Linked DNA regions of Homo sapiens: region 2 is linked to region 1. A link is an interaction called in ENCODE POLR2A ChIA-PET data of the cell type or tissue named here. Cell type or tissue: PC-9. All regions are shown on one strand.

The links. ChIA-PET counts read pairs that join two places held together with the same protein. Peaks named below come from ENCODE experiments on the same cell type or tissue, not always from the same donor. Only the 100,000 strongest peaks of a DNase experiment are listed, where the experiment ranks them.
Region 2: POLR2A ChIA-PET joins it to region 1 with 8 read pairs; 2 of 35 experiments call an interaction of 5 or more read pairs at or near these places.

Annotation. Positions count from the first base shown.
Region 1 is chr1:46,754,266-46,762,265 of GRCh38, forward strand. No RefSeq gene overlaps it. Among named protein-coding and RNA genes, the nearest start is that of EFCAB14, 39 kb to the left of the region's middle. In PC-9, no CTCF peak of the experiment used is centred here; DNase peaks (open chromatin) are centred at 636, 2,709, 3,126 and 3,506; H3K4me3 peaks cover 1,723 bases; H3K27ac peaks cover 4,458 bases.
Region 2 is chr1:46,512,676-46,520,675 of GRCh38, forward strand. It overlaps DMBX1 (diencephalon/mesencephalon homeobox 1), which reads left to right. Exons shown (of 6, transcript NM_172225.2): 6 at 1-3,541. Among named protein-coding and RNA genes, the nearest start is that of TMEM275, 19 kb to the right of the region's middle. RefSeq lists an enhancer at 4,262-5,113. In PC-9, a CTCF peak has its summit at 4,821; DNase peaks (open chromatin) are centred at 4,566 and 7,546; H3K4me3 peaks cover 1,231 bases; H3K27ac peaks cover 2,267 bases.

The DNA.
Region 1 (8,000 bases):
CCTTACCTGTGATAGATATTATCAGCATATTATAGATATTCTTATCTATATAATGAAAGGATTGGACTACATGACCTGTCTCTAGATTCTCCTCCACAAATACTCTCCATAAGTACCATTCCGGGTCTGTTGGTGGAGACGGACTGGACTCCATTCCTATGTGGTTCTAACACAGTGGCAAAGTGGAAAGGATGGGCTTTGTGGCCAGGGTCACCCGGGTAAGTCCTGGCTGAATTGCCTTGGGCAACTGTCTTTAACGCTTTGAGGCTCAGTTTCCCCCTTTGGTAAATGAGGATGATAATTCCTATCTATGGAGAGTGTGTTATGATGGTTAAAGTGAAAAAAAATCAACATGTCTAAATATCTTGGTGCTCCAGGCATTATTGTAGTTGTGGGATATGATGAGGTTTCTCTTCAAATAATCTGATCAATATTTTATTCTTTAATTCTAGTACCCACCCCCACCTTTTTTTTCTCCTTTTTCCTTTTTGCCTTTGTTAGATGCCCAGGCACGCCTCAGTACCAAGGGTTATCAGTACCAGCTCACATTCCTTTCCTTATTTGGAAAGAGGACTAACTTTCCAGCTCATTACTTCCTTCCTCTCCACTTTCTTTTATGTGCCCATCCTATCTAAAAAAAATCAAATGTTTAGCCAACTGGGATTAGTTTAGATTGTATGAACCGACCCTGGCCAATGGGGAAAGAGTACAGGGGCAGGACTTGCATCAGGAATAAAGGCTCCCATGCCCTTTGTTCAGGTGTGCTCTCATGGCAACTGCCAAGGAAGCACCCCTCTACGCAGAAGTAAAATTGCTTTGCTAAGAATCCTTTGTTCGAGTGTTCAATTTCCTTAGGATTTCGAGCGTTATTCCTAACCTAGGGATTGCAATGATCAAGAGAAGGCTGTGGGGGCTCTCAGGAGGGAGGGGTTCACTCTGCTTTGGGTGGAGGTGGACTGGGAAGGTTTCCCAGGCTGGGCCTTGAAGGATGAAGATGAGCTCCTGATGGAGGCTCAGACTCCCTGTCACTGGTCACTGGGCTGAGCTTTCCATCCAGGTTGCGATTGTGGCAGGCCAGGTCTCACTAATAGCTGAGCAGGCAGGCCTCCATGACAACCGTTTTAGCACTGACTGAGTGGTTAAATATTAAAAGCTGATAGAGCCAGTGCCCTCATACAAAGGCTGGAATGTAACAAAAGCCCACCAAGAGTTTTGCCTAGGCCTTTCCTGGACCTTGAAGCATGACAAGATAATGAAGGAATTCTTAACAGGACCTCTTTAGGATTAAACAAGTTTTATTGGGGGTCTGAAGGAACTCCCCAGACCTCCACAAACTAGCTTTATTGGGGACTAAAGGAACTCCTCAAACCTCCATGATTTAGCAGGAGACATGATAAGGGTAATCACCGCAGCACCTGGACCCATTAGATTAAGTAAATTTACTGAGGCTCCAGAGGAAGGTCTTCAGGACTCAGATCTCAGTTATAGATTAAAAGAAGTTAATCACATATGTCTTTAGATGAATGCACACTTACACGTAGACATATAGCTTAGAAGGTGTATAAGCTTTGGAAAACTTTGTAATTTTGAGTTGGTCTGGTGATATTTTCCTGGCCTTCTCCCTGTACCCAGTTACAGAAATAAACTCCCTTCTTTCCCATTTCACCTGCATCTTGTTATTGGGCCATGAGAATAAGCAGCCTGACCCTTGGTTCAGTCTGGGAACACTATGAGAGTCCTCATAGGCTCTGCCCACCTGCTAAGGGTGGCTTCTCTCCCCCCGGATATGGCCAGCGCCCAGCCCCTACTCTTCTCTGCGTCCGTTCTCTTGATTGTCCCTAGGCTTCTCCAGCTGGCCACCATTTCCTAGTCACTTCTCCCGCTCAGGGCAGCCTCTCCTCTGCCCAAGGCCTGTCTCCTTCCACCCTGAGGAGCATTCTCAGAGCCCAATCCTCACCTACCCCACTCTCCTGCCTCTGCTTCACCTGGGCCTGGCTAGTTTGGCACCATAGTCCTCTTGTTCTCCTGCATGTTGGGACCTGGATCCATCTCTTATTTCCACCTCCGTCCTATAGTCACCACCTTATTCCTTTTGGCATGTAAAAATGCTCAGGTCTCTCCATTTTTAAAGTAGGGAAGCCTTCCCTGGACCCTTGATGCTCCTCTGTTACTCCCCTTCACAGCCATACTCAGAAGAGTTTGTTGTTGATGTTCACATTCCTTACCTCCTACTCACATTCCTTACCTGTAGGGAGACCCCCTGAAACTATTGCTACGGAATAAAAGATGAAATGCTCCTGATTATTGTAAATACAAAATTGCATGCAGGATTGTGTAAAGACAATGCCAGCTTGGACTGCCAGAATGAGCCAACAGTGCGTGATGTGCTTCCCCCTGCAGAGAGCCTATGAATGGACGTGCAGTCAGGGAGGTTTCACATCACCAAGACTCCTATCCCAGAAAAGCAGATGTTCATAGCTCTGGGAATGGAATGCCACCCTGGTGGAGAGCGTATAAATGGACGCATGAGGGGCGCCTGTCCATATGGATAAGATAGGGCTATAAATGCCCTCATCTTGCCACGGCTCTTCTAGGCCTCTTTAGGGTTAAGGCATACTCCCTTCTGAGAATTTCTGGTCTAACCGGTTGTCTAGCTTGACGTCCTGTTTCTATGGATTGTTTGTAACCAGCTTTTGCTGCAACTGTTACTGCTGATTAATATCTTGCTAATCATAGGTTATGGAAAGCCTGTGTTTCTGTTTTAAGGCTCTGCTAGAAATTACTGATGCACACACTATATTGTAAATTCTTATCTCTGTATAATGTACTTCTGCATACAGATGTTATGTTAAAAAATTACTTCATCCCCATGTGACCATCTCACCTCATAATCAAATGACCCTAAATCCCTCACTAACCTACCCCCACCCTCACTAAACTTAATAATAAATGCTGGTATATCCAGTGCATTGGTGGCACCAAGGGACCAGAAGGCGGTGACTCCCCTGGACCCAGCTTTCACTATTTTGTGTGTGTCTATTATTTCTCCACCTGCCAATCACCTGGGAACAAAGAGAGCCCCATTGCATTGCGGGCTGCTGGCCAGATCCTGCAATACTTACCACTGTTCACATTCCTTACCTCCCACTCACTCTTCTATCCACTCACTCCTCCATCCACTGTTTTCTAATTTCTGGCCCCAGAGTCATTCTGCTGGTGTGGTTCTGACCCAGGTCGCCAAAACAGCCCCACTCCTCCTGCTTAACAGGATGTTAAGTGAAAACAACTGCTTAATACAATTAAGCAGTTTGTCAGAGCAAACAAGGTTCTGAGCACAGCTCTTTTTCTAAAGGTGCTCAGCTTCTACCACCAAGCCTGAGGGCCAGGCAGTGTTTCCTGACCACAAAAACAGAGCTGTTCCCAGGGCAGGGTGGGAGACCAAACAGGGAGACAAAGGTACTTAGCAAGCCTTCGCATTTTTGAAATTCATCCTAAGCCTGAGTGCTAATCACCTGAGCTGCCAAAGGGCAGGGGCAGAACCCACAGGATGGTATTACTGTAACCTGAGCTCTGTTAATTTGATTACCTGCCCCGACCTGCACCTGTGCCAGCAATTCTTGGTTGTCCTTGCGGGAGATTGGGTCACCTGCCACCATCTGGCTCAAAAGTGAGTCCTGTTCCCTGAACTAGAGAGGAAGGAGCTTCTGAAAGCATTGACTTAGTTACCTTCCTCTCCCCTACTGATGGGAGCCCCAGCCCCTGCTTGCTATGAGATAGTGGGGAGCTCACTCATAGCTCAGAGATACCTCCTTGGCAGGTTGGTTGTGTAATGGCCATGGCATGCTGAGAGTTTTTAAACTGCTAGCTCCTGTTCTCTTGTCCCTTCTGTGTCTCCAGGCAGTGTGGCATGTTGACATTTTTCTTTCATTGCATCTGATACCAAGCCTGTTACATTTTTGATGAATCCCTACAGTTGGCTGAGCTCTGTCTTGTAGTTCAGGGGAAACCCAATGGAATTTCCACTAACATGTCCAGAGCACCTTCTATCTATGCACTTGCAAATTAGATGATAGCATTTAATATTCACAAGAACCCTGGTTGGAATGAGTGGTATGTTTTGGGAGTGGGGTGGGGAGTACCTAGAGCACTTGTTTTCTGCATTTTTATAGCAAGTACTATGCTTTTCTTAAATTGTATATCTGAGGAATGCATTGGTGGGAGGCTCTTGAAGATTAATGGGGGTGGGCTGACACACCATGATTGTATGCATCTGTAGCCCTTCCGCTACTCTCCCCTTACTCAGCTGAGTCCAACATTGCCCCCTTACCCTCCACTCCCTTCGCCAGGGGTCCTATCATCTTTCTTCCATTTTATTTTGTACTATTTGCCCCACCTTTCTGTGTTTCTTTTTCTTACTTTCCTTGCTTTCTTTTAGAGTGATTGAAATATTTTCTCAATCCATCTAATACCTACAAGTTTGAAAGTTTCAAAATCATATTTTCAAGTGGCTACTTAGGAGTTTTAACATGCATACCTCAGATAACAAAGTCTAAAGTTAAAGTTTATTTAATTAGATAAATTAAATAAATTAAATTTAAATTATGGATACTTTGTTCCCTTCTGAAAATTCAAGGACCTTTGAACACTTTAACTCTCCCCCCAGGCCTATATATGATTACTGTTGGCTATTTTAGTTCTATCTTTAAAAAAAAATTCCACAGACATTATTATTGTTGTTTTACACAGTCAATGTTTATTTAAATTTACCTGTGCATTTGCCACTTTCTCTACTCACCATTGCAATTCAGACTTTCCTTCTGGGACCGGCCTTCTTTTTTGAATTATATTCTTTAGACTTTTCTTTGGTGAGGGTCTGTTGGTGACAAACTCTCAGCTTAATATTTACCTGACAATGTCTTTGTTTCTTCCTTATTCTTGAAAGATAATTTTTCTCCATATACAAATCTAGGCTGACAGTTATTTTCTTTTAGACTTTGAAGTTATTCTACATCTTCTGGTTACACTGTTGCTGTTGATAAGAAAGTCACTAGTCTAATTGTTCTTCCTTTGGCTACATGCAGTGGCTCATGTCTTTAATTCCAGCACTTTGGGAGGCCAAGGTTGGAGGCTTCCTTGAGCCCAGGAGTTTGAGACCAGCCTGGCAACATAGCGAGACTTTGTCTCTACAAAAAATAGGGAAATAAGTCAGGCTTATTTCCTGTAGTTCCAACTACTCAGGAAGGCTGAGGTGGGAGGGTCGATTGAGCCTGGAAGGTCAAGGCTGCAGTGAGCTGTGATCATACCACTGCACTCCAGCCTGGGTAACAGAGTAAGATCCTGTCTCCAAAAAAATTTGTTCTTCTTTTATTGGTGATCATCTTTTTTTCTTCAGATTCACTATGATGTATTGAGATGTGGATTTCTTTTTTGATTTAATTCATTTAGAATTTATTAAAGACTTGAATCTGAAGATTGTTGTCTTTTATTAGTTCTGAAAATTCTCACTTATTATTTCTTCAAATTGTCTCTTTTCCTTGCACTCTCTCTGCTTATTCTAGAACTCTGATCAAATGTAGATTAGCTCTTTTCAGTTTTTCTGCATGCTTATTAGTTAATTTCCTGTATTAAAAAAAACCTCTGTGCTATATTGTAGAACATTTTCTTATATTTCTCTTCTAGTTTATAATTCTCCCTTTAGCATAGTTTTATCTGTTATTAAAATTATCTATTCAATTTTTAATTTTAATTGGTATGTTTTTCATTTTTAGAAGTTGTATTTGATTCCTTTTCAAATATGCATTGGTATTCTTTAGTTTCTTGCTCCTTACTGTTAAATAAAATTTATAGGAGGCTGTTGATTTGGACTGTGCCTCCTTCACCTTTGGCTGTGAGTAAAAATCTCCTTGAAGCTTCACCAGAAGCCAAGCAGATGCCAGCACCATGTGTCCCGTAAAGTCTTCAGAATGATGATCCAATGAAAACTCTTTTATTTATAAATTACCCAGTCTCAAGTATTTATAGCAATACAAGAATAACCTAATATACCCATCCCCAGCTCCTTTCCCCCAACTTCAGAGGGTGAAGAGTCCCTCCTCCTGTTTAAGGCCAACTCTCCACATGTGACATAGACTCCATCCTTCCTACTTCTCCTGGGCTTGTGTCATTGTTCATCCCCTCTCTTCTCTGCTTTCTATCTTCTCTCCAGCCTGTAAGCTTGTCCAAGTCCCCCCAGCACTTGCCAAATCCCAAAACACTCACCTGACACCACATTCCTTCCAAATACCACCCAGATATCTGCCCTCCACTTCTTATCTATAGGTCTTGGAAGAGTTGTCTATATACCCTGACTTCTTGTCTCTACCAACATCCTGTACTCATGCTTCTACCCCCATCTCCACTGACATGGTGCTTTCCAAGGTCACCAATGACTTCCTAAATCCAGAATCCTAGGGATACTTTTCGTCCTTGCAGATTTCTTGGTGGCTCTGCACCCAGTGTTCTTCTTCACTTCCTCTTTTATTCAACTAGTATTTATTAAGTGCTGTGGAGATAGTAGTGGAAGAAGACAGTCATAATCCCTCTCCTCATGGAGCTTAAATTCTAGTCGGGGATACAGGCATTGAACAAGCAAGTGAAAATAATTGCTGAGAGTTATAAAAAATAAGTGCAAGTTCTTGCAAAAGTACAGAAAACAGCTGAACTCAGCTTTTTTTTTTTTTTTCAGGAATTCATAGAAACTTTCCTGGAGGAAGCAATGTTTAAACTGAAAGATAACTCAGACTTTTCAAAGAGAAAGGAAAGAGGATTTCTGGCTGAGGGAGGAATATGTGGGAAAGCCTGAAGGCAACAAGGAGCAGTGTGCTCTGGAAGACCTGAGTTGGAGGCAGTATCAAGGGAGGGTGGAGGGAGAGCATAAGCTGGGTGGGGAGCAGTCGCTGGATTGAGCAGTTCCATGAGGGCTGAGTTAAGGACTTCCCCTTTGGCTGAAGGGCAAGGGAAGCCATAGAAGAGGTTTAAGCAGAGGAGTGATGTGGCCAAATCTGCACTCTGGAAATACTACTGGTTGTGGCATGGGGTATGCATCTGACAGAAGCCAGAGCAGATTTGGGAGGACCCGTTAGGAGACCATTGCAGTAGTTCATGTAAATATGATAGTGGGGTACACTTAGGCAATAGTAGTGGGATGGAAAGAAGTGGATGGATTTGAGAGCTCTTTGGAAAGTGCAGTCTGCTGAACATCCTGACAGATTGCATTCCAAATGCTACTCTGAGAAAAGTAGTGGATAGTGGGGCCATTCACTGAGATGTGGTACGCAGGTGAGGAACAGTTTCAGTTGGGGGTAAGAACATTGAGTTTGCAGTGCCTGGAACACAGGTGAGTGGGGATGTCAAGCCTGAATGTGGATATATAGAGTTTAGAGGAGTGGTTTGGGCAGGAAATATACACTTGAGAATTGTTGGCATACAGGTGGGAATGGGGAATTGTCCCCAGAGAGAATGCAGAGGAAAAGGGCAGGAGGCCTGAGACAGAACCCTGCAGCCACCAACATTTAATGGTCTGGTGCAGGGTATAGTAGTCAGCCTCTAAGATGGATCTTAATGTCTCTGCCTCCTGGAACTTATATCCTTGTGTAGCTCCTGCCACATTGTACCAGGCTGCAACTGTGTGACTAATAGAATATGGCAGAAGTGATGACACATCACATCTGAGACAAACTGAGACAAATGATAAAAGACATGATGGCTTCCTTTTTGGTTGCTCTCTATTTTTTTCCTTCCTTCCTTCCTTTCTTTCTTCCTTCCTTCCTTCCTTTTTTTCTTTCTTTCTTTCTTCTTCTTTTGTTTTTTTGACAAGGTCTCACTCTGTTGTTGTCCAGGCTTGAGTGCAGTAGTGCGATCACGGTTTACTGCATCCTTGACCTCTCAGGCTCAAGCAATTCTCCCACCTTTGCCTCCAGAGTAGCTAGGATGACAGGCACATACCACCACACCTGGGTTTT
Region 2 (8,000 bases), 240 kb before region 1:
GCATGGCCCTGCCTGGACCCCATGGAGGCCGAATAGGGAGGAGGTGAGAGGCTGGGGTGCCCCAAGCTTCCCTCGGAGAAGTGAGAGGCTCTCCCTGGCTAGATCCTCATCTCAATAGCACCTCCTCCCTTTTCTCCCTATCCTTCTGCCCCCTAGTAAGTCTACGTGTGGAATGTGAGATATAAATATAAATATATAAAGCTATATTTTCAGGCTCCTGCCTGCCCCAGGCCCCCTGCCCCACTCCCATCTCTTCTTCCCTGCCACCCCTCCCTGCAGCCTCCGCGGCTCACTCCAGCCATCCCTTCTGTTTCTCCTTCTCTCTCCTTCCTTCTTCCCTTGATCTCCCTCTTCCTGTCTCTGTCCTGGTCCCTGCCCCCGTCTCGGCCCAGCCTCTGTATTCTCCACCCTTGATCTTTCTCCTTGTCTCTCCCGCTGCCCCTGGTTTCTTCCTTTGGTGTTGGCTGTGTTGGTATCATCAGTTCTTGAGCTATATTTTGTTTGGGGTTGTGGCTGGTTTTGGTTTTAGTAATTTTGCGACTTCCCGTTGCTCTCCTTCTATTCCCTTCCTTCTGCCCTGCCTGCCTCCCTGCACCTGCGGCCTCTCTAGGAAGCTGTTCCTTTCTATGCCCAATAGAAGCAACAAGGCCCTAGCTGGAGACTCTGGGGATCTGGAGCTGCAGGCAGGAGGTGGCACTGGCTCCCACTCCCACCCCTGCCCAGGCTGGCATCTAGAAGGCGTCATGAATTACTTTCTCTTCTCTCTTCTCAATTTTGAGGTCCTCATTCCCAAGATTGAGGAGGCAGTAGTTAATCTGGGAAGGCAGTAGAATGGCCAGCATTCCTGCCTGTAAGTCTTCCCAAGACAGAGGCCCGGTGACACAGTTCAGCCAGGACTGACCACAGGGCTCTAGAGCTCTCTTTGGTGAGACTTCCCTGGATGGAGAGCAGCAGCAGGGGAAGAGGTGCTCTCAGAGACAGCAGGGCTGGTGCTCTTCTCCCACAAGCTGAGCCTCCACGTTCAGCAGATACTGTCCAAGGCAGGGGTACGGCTGACCAGGAATGAAGGTTGAACTCTGCTCCTGAGCACGGTGCGTGCAAAGCATATAGCAGCACATAGGCTCAGGCTTCTGTAGGCTTCCTGTCCCAGAGCCAATTATGGAAGTAAGGGCTTCCCTCCAGCTAGTCACTGGAATGGAAAAGTGTGTTCCTGTTCATAGCCAGGAAACCCAGCTCAGCAAACTCCCTTTCAAAGCTGTGTGACCGGCTGGGCATGGTGGCTCACACCTGTAATCCCAGCACTTTGGGAGGCCAAGGCAGGCAATCACCTGAGGTCAGGAGTTCAAGACCAGCCTGGCTAACATGTGAAACTAATAATAATACAAAAATTAGCTGGGCGTGGTGGCACATGCCTGTAATCCCAGCTACTTGGGAGGCTGAGTTGGGAGGATTGCTGCAATCTGGGAGGTGGAAGTTGCAGTGAGCCGAGATCATGCCACTGCACTCCAGCCTGGGCGACGGAGTGAGACTCCATCTCAAAAAAAAAAAAAAAATAAATAAAAGCTGTGTGACCTTGGGCAAGCCTGTAGCCTCTCTGGGTCTGTTTCCCTGTCTGGGTTAGATGGCCTGTAAGGTCCTAGCCAGCTCTACATTCTGCATTTGCTCGCAACCTTGTAACACAGAAGTTTTTAGTTAAATTGACAACAGAAGGTTCTCAAAAGCACAATATATGAAGTAGGAAATTACTATTGCCTTTCTGTGGAGCAAGGGGTGTTGTACACACAAGCCTCACTGTAGACACTGCCTCAGTTTCCCCATAGGCATAATGGGTCCCTTCTAGTTCAGGCAATCTGGATTTGATCTTGAGTTCCAGTGCCAGCCTCTGGAGTCACTCCATTTTCATACCTTTTCATGATCTCAGGGGCTCTGGGCAGTGGGAGGTGATGGCTTGGACAGATTCTTGGTCATGCTCCCCAACTCTTGGTGGCTCACCACTGAACACTCCAAACCCTGCTTAAAGAAGTTGATCTATCTGAAAGCCAGGGTAAAGATTGCTAAGGCTTGTCTCCTCTCCCAGTGGGAAGAGAGAGGTTCTGTTGGTGTCCTGGTTGAATTGCTTTGCAGAGAAGTCAATGCCCATCACCCTTGATGGGGGTCAGCCTAGGCTGGGGCAGATGGAGAAGGCTTTGGACAGGAAAAAAGTGAGCAGGATGGTAGTCTAGGCCAGGAGAAGTGTTTGAACAAAGCAGCAGAGATGAGACTCAGTAGACCATGGGAAGGGGGTGGCTGGCTTCACGAGAGGTGGGGCTAAGGGGCCTGGAATCCAGGCTAAAGACCACACCTACATGTGGCAAGCACCAAGACAGGCATTTGAGGGTTTCCAAATCCTCAGGTCTCTTGCTGGGGTCTGGAATTTGGAAGGGGAATCCACCAGCCATGGGGGCATCAGAGGAGAGACTTAGGCAGCGCTGTGGGAGGTTGGCAGATTCCAGGAGTGACAGAGGAGGTTTTTGGTTTGGGAGGGATTTTGTGGCCAATAGCCCATCAACTGTCCTCTGGGATTAGCCCCAGGAAGTTCTGTTTCTAAAACAAAAAATAATCATCTGGATAGGTATGGGAAGCTTCCTAGCTGCTTTTAGGCTGAAGCTTTTTGTCAGTTCCTGGGTACAAGTGACTGTCACTAGGCCTTGGAATCCAACAGCCTTAGATATCACTACCTCCTCCAGGAAGCCTCCCCTGAACTCCTAAGGGGCAATGTTCTGTCATGGCTGGAGGCAGGCCCACCTTAGGAGCAGCCGAGCTTCCCTCAGATGTTTGTTAACACTTGTCCCATTCAATTGACCCAAATCTGCCAGAGAAGGCAGGGAAGGTACATGTGGTCCCTGCCCTCGGAGGGCTCTCAAGTTTAGGGCACCAGCCTTGGGTACTGAAAGCAGCTGGAGAGCAAGAGGAGAGGACACCTGTGTCTCCTCCAAGCACACTGGTAAGCGGCACCGTGCATCTCCTCTGAGCACGCTTGTAAGCAGCACCGCGCTTCCCTTCTTGTGGGCAGAGGGTACAGGCCCACCACACCTGATGCTGGAGCCCCTCCCAGGCCTGCTGGGCCAACCTGGGCCTGAAAGCCAGAGGCTCAAGCTCTGACTGTCCCTTCCAGGAATGCCTCATGCCTGGCCTCTCCCTGCTGTCTGAGTCTCCATTTCTCTGTTTCCTCACTCCCTCAGAGCATGGTCCAGGGGCCCGGATCCCAACCCCAACTCCAAGGCTGGTGGGCTCTACAGACTGCTTTCCAAACCAGCTGTTTTGTGACCATTTGTGCTTAGAGGTCGTGCCAGCCCATGGCAAAGACACTGTGTACTGTATTTATTTATTCTGTTAGTGGAAAAAAACAAGACTTAATTCACCCCTGCCTGTCCCCTCGCCTGCCCCCTGTGTAGTGCTGCATGACACTCTGTGTATCTGTCCTTCTGTCAGTCTCATTCCCTGTGATGTTGTGACCTGTTCTTTGTCTTACTTGGCGAATAAAAGAGAACCCAGCAGCCCAGACCTCAGTCCATGTTCATTCCCAGAGATGCCCGCAGTGGCCTGAGCAGGCAGTGTCTCCAGGTCTGTTCACTGCCCCTCTGATGCCATGGCCAGTGGGGAGGGAGGCGGACCTACTGCACTATTGGCCATTGTCACACTGACTGTGTAGCTCTCTCTGTGGCCCTTACTAATCTGCAGCCGGGATGCCACTCTGGAGTGGCTGCAGGGGAGCAGATAATGGGAGACAGTTCCATCTTCTCTAGGCTGTTTGGACCTCACCCAAACACAAGTGGCAGAGTAGCCTGGGACATGGGACGCCTGAGACAAGCAATGCCTGGGAGTATTCAGTGTAGCTTGGGAGACGGATGGGTCTGCAGGACAGAGAGAGGCAGGGGACTCTGTGGAAAACTGCAAGTAAGCCAGGGCCAAAGGGGAGTGGTAAGAAGAGACATTTGGATCTACAGCCAGAGCTATTTTCCAGTGGAAAGGGAAGCCTTCAGAGGCTGTGAGCTCTGTCCTCAGAGGTGAGCAAGCAGAGGATGAAGGAGGGCTTTCTGCCATGGTGCGCTGGGGTGTGTCTGTGTTGTTATAAGTCTATCTGCAGGTCTGAGAACCTGTGCTATGAATTCCTAAGTGTCTGCTTGCATCTGTGTGTGTACGAGCACATTCACGATGAGCAGGAGAGACAGCGCGAGATAGACGGCAAGACCGTACATATAGGCAATAAGTGCAGAAAAAATGCACAGCCAGGAAGTTCTTGCTGTGAAACCCTGGTCCCTCCAGCTGCATTTCAAGAAAAAGAAGACAAGAGATCTCTGCTCAGTCCTGGCTGCTTTGGCTCCACCTTCTTCCCCGGTGCTCCAGAGTGCCGGCGCAGGGCCAAGAGCCAGAAGAGGTGGTGCATGCACCTGGCTGAGGTTTAGGGGAGGTGACAGTCTCCTCTGTCTGCGGATTTCCTGGTAGGAGAACCCAGCAGACCTGAATGTATGCAGGCAGCTGTCTGCTAGGCTTCCCAGGGGCGGGCCCTGACCTCCCCACTTCCCAGGTCCACCCCAGGAGACGCATTCCTCTCTCCCCAGCGGGCTGAGGATTAGGGCGGGGAGCGTCTCCCTTTCACCTTGTCCCCTGCCTCCCTGGGAGGGGCTGAGAGATCAAATATCTGCCTCAAATCTCCCACTGCTCCCTCCCCTGGCCTGAGCCATTGACTGCCTCCTACGTACTTCAGCCCCAAGGGACACACCTTCCCTGGCATAAAGGGTACCCTGGTAACACTGCAGTTCAAATCACTCATGCACTCAGCATACACAGAGCACCTGCTGTATGCCTATGCCTGTGCTGGGAGCTGGCTACATAGAAACAAGTAAGGAAAACACTACAACACAGGGTGATATGGTGTTCAAAAAATGGAGACCTTGGGATGGGCACAGTGGCTCACGCCTGTAATCCCAGCATTTTGGGAGGCCAAGGTGGGCAGATCACCTGAGGTCAGGAGTTCGAGACCAGCCTGGCCAACATGGCAAAACCCTGTCTTTACTAAAAATAACAAATATTAGCCAGGTGTGGTGGCGTGTGCCTGTAATCCCAGCTATTCAGCTACTCGGGAGGCTGAGGCACAAGAACTGCTTGAACCTGGGAGGCGGAGGTTGCAATGAGCCACGGCACTACTGCACTCCAGCCTGGGCGACAGAGCGAGCCTCTGTCTCAAAACAAAAAACAAAAAACAAACAAAAAAAAGGATACCTGTGGGAGCACAGAAGAGGACCCCTAGCTCAGTCTAGGGAGATCAGAAAGGCCCCTTGGGAGGGAGACTTTTGACCTGAGTCTCATGGGTCCAGTGTTCACCAGGAAGTCAAAGAGAAGGGTGCCCTGGGAGAGGCATAGCTCATAGAAAGCTGCAGGATTGAGCCAGCTTGCCAAAGCCCTGAGCCCTGAAAGAACAAGGGACTTGTCTGGGTGGGGCTTGAGGATGGTGGGGGTGGTGCCAGCCAGTGAGGATGAGGAGGGAAACAAGGACCTTGGACTGAAGCCCAAGGGCCAAGGGTGTGGGAGGCACTGGAAGCTATTCCCAGTGAGGGAGTGGGGTGATCTATGCGTATTTTAGTAACCCCCACTTTCGCTGCATGGTGGCTCATGAGAAGGAGGTGGGGGCAGGAGATCAGAGAGGAGGCCAGTATCTGTCACGTCCTGGTGAGAGGAGGGTGGCATCCATCTGGACTGGGGGAGGGAGTGCAGAGCAGGGGTCTGATTGATGAGAGATTTCGGAAGGAAAATTGTTGTGGTGATTTTAAGCAGGATGGGGAGGGTCAAGGGTACTTTCAAGTCTCTGGCCAGGCAATAGGGTAGATGGAGACCCCTACTCTGTTGGAGTGGAGTGAGTGTCCGAAAATGATCCTGAGCTCAGGGTAGTCTTGTTTGCTGCATTTGAGGAGACTTCTATTTATTCAAGGGAAGATGTAGGGTCTGTCTCTGCTGCTGACACAGACTTTCTCTGTGCCTGGCACCTTACACGTAAGAAGCCACTTGGCTGGGCATGGTGGCCCACTCCTGTAATCCCAGCACTTTGGGAGGCCGAGGCGGGCATATCATGAGGTCAGGAGTTCAAGACCAGCCTGGCCAATAGGGTGAAACCCTGACTCTACTAAAAATACAAAAGTTAGCCGGGCGTGGTGGTAGGCACCTGTATTCACAGCTACTCAGGAGGCTGAGGCAGAAGAATTGCTTGAACCCGGGAGGCAGAGATTGCAGTGAGCTGAGATTGCAGCACTGCACTCCAGCCTGGGCAACAGAGTGAGACTCTGTCTCAAAAAATAATTAATAATAATAATAATAAATAAAAGAAGTCACTTAATCCTTACACAACTCTATGAGGTAGGTACTATTACTATCCTCATTTACAGATGGGAAAACTGAGGTACAGAGTGGTTAAATAACTTGCTGAGGGGCCACATAGCTAGTCATGGGCCAACCAAGGGATGAACCTGGCTGGCCTCAGAATCCATGCTCTTAGCCTTGATGGTTGTCACAGGGAGATGGTGAATGAAGCCACGTTGCTAAATGAGATTACAGAGAGAGAAGCAGAGGATGGGACCTCAGGGAAACGCTGACCACAAAGAGAAGAAGAAGCTACTGGTGGAGCCAGGATGAGCTAAGCCTGGCTTGCTGTTTACTGAGGGCAAATAACTATCCCTCTCTGGTCTGCAGTTTCCTATTCTGTTGAATAGGAATCTTTAACCAGGTCCAGCCTGCTTCCTGGGTGACTCAGAGGAGGTAAAAAGGAGAAGGCACTGGGGAGGCTGAGAAGCTGAGCAGTTCTAGGCCCAGCATGCCGTTGGTGCTCAGATAGCCCATGGTGGGGGAAATGGGAAAGGTAGGGGGCTCCCCGAAGCTTCTCTCCAAATTCCCCATGTTCTCTCTTTCTTTTTTTTGAGATGGAGTTTTGCTCTTGTTGCCCAGGCTGGAGTGCAATGGTGCGGTCTTGGCTCACTGCAACCTCCACCTCCCGGGTTCAAGGGATTCTCCTGCCTCAGCCTCCCCAGTTGCTGGGACTACAGGCGCTGACCACCACTCCTGGCTAATTTTTTGTATTTTTAGTAGAGACGGGTTTCACCATGTTGGCCAGGCTGGTCTCAGACTCTTGACCTCAGGTGATCCACCTGCCTTTGCTTCCCAAAGTGCTGGGATTACAGGCGTGAGCCACCGCCTGGCTGAGCCATGGCGCCCGGTAGTTCCCCCTTCTCTTAGGCCTTGGCCAATGTTCTTGCAGCTCAGGGGTCTGGTTCCTTAGGGGCCCTCAGGGAAGGGGCCCCTGCTGAGAGGGTCTGGGGAATGGACCCCTTTAGGGCTGGGCACTTCCCTCATCTCTTTCCCACAGAGCTGCTCTGGGCTGGAGCCCTCCACCCCCATCACTCATTCTCCTTTAGCTTCTGGGAAAGCCGATTAGGAGGTGGCCTTCTACCCGCCCCCCTGACAAGTGTGTCTGAACTTCCAACAAAGGCCCTCAGAGGGTTGCAGAGGGAGGGCTCAGCACTGGGAACCTGACACCACTGGCCAGGGATCACCCCAGCAGCCTAGGAGGCAGCTCTGTGGGGCTGCCCACCCCACGGCAGGCAGGAATGTCGCTCTGAGAGGGGACCTGGTCCCACAAAGGCCTGGGGGCTGGGCTGAGGCAGGCTGGAGAGGTCTTCACCTGGGAGGCCTCACAATAAGGAAGACAGCAAGGGCCAGCACCCAGGAAGGCACGTGGGAATAGGCATACACGCCCCCACACACTGACAGCCTCTCACACACATTCCCCATACATTCACAGCACACACGCACACACGCATCCTCTCACACCCCTGGGACATGTTGACTTCTGCACTGGACCACACAATCCCAGGGTGTCTGTCTCCCTGTCTCTCATGCCTGTGTACACAGCCCCACTGCAAACCGGCAGACACACAGCCACGCTCTGTCGCCTGATGCTCCACACACCCGCT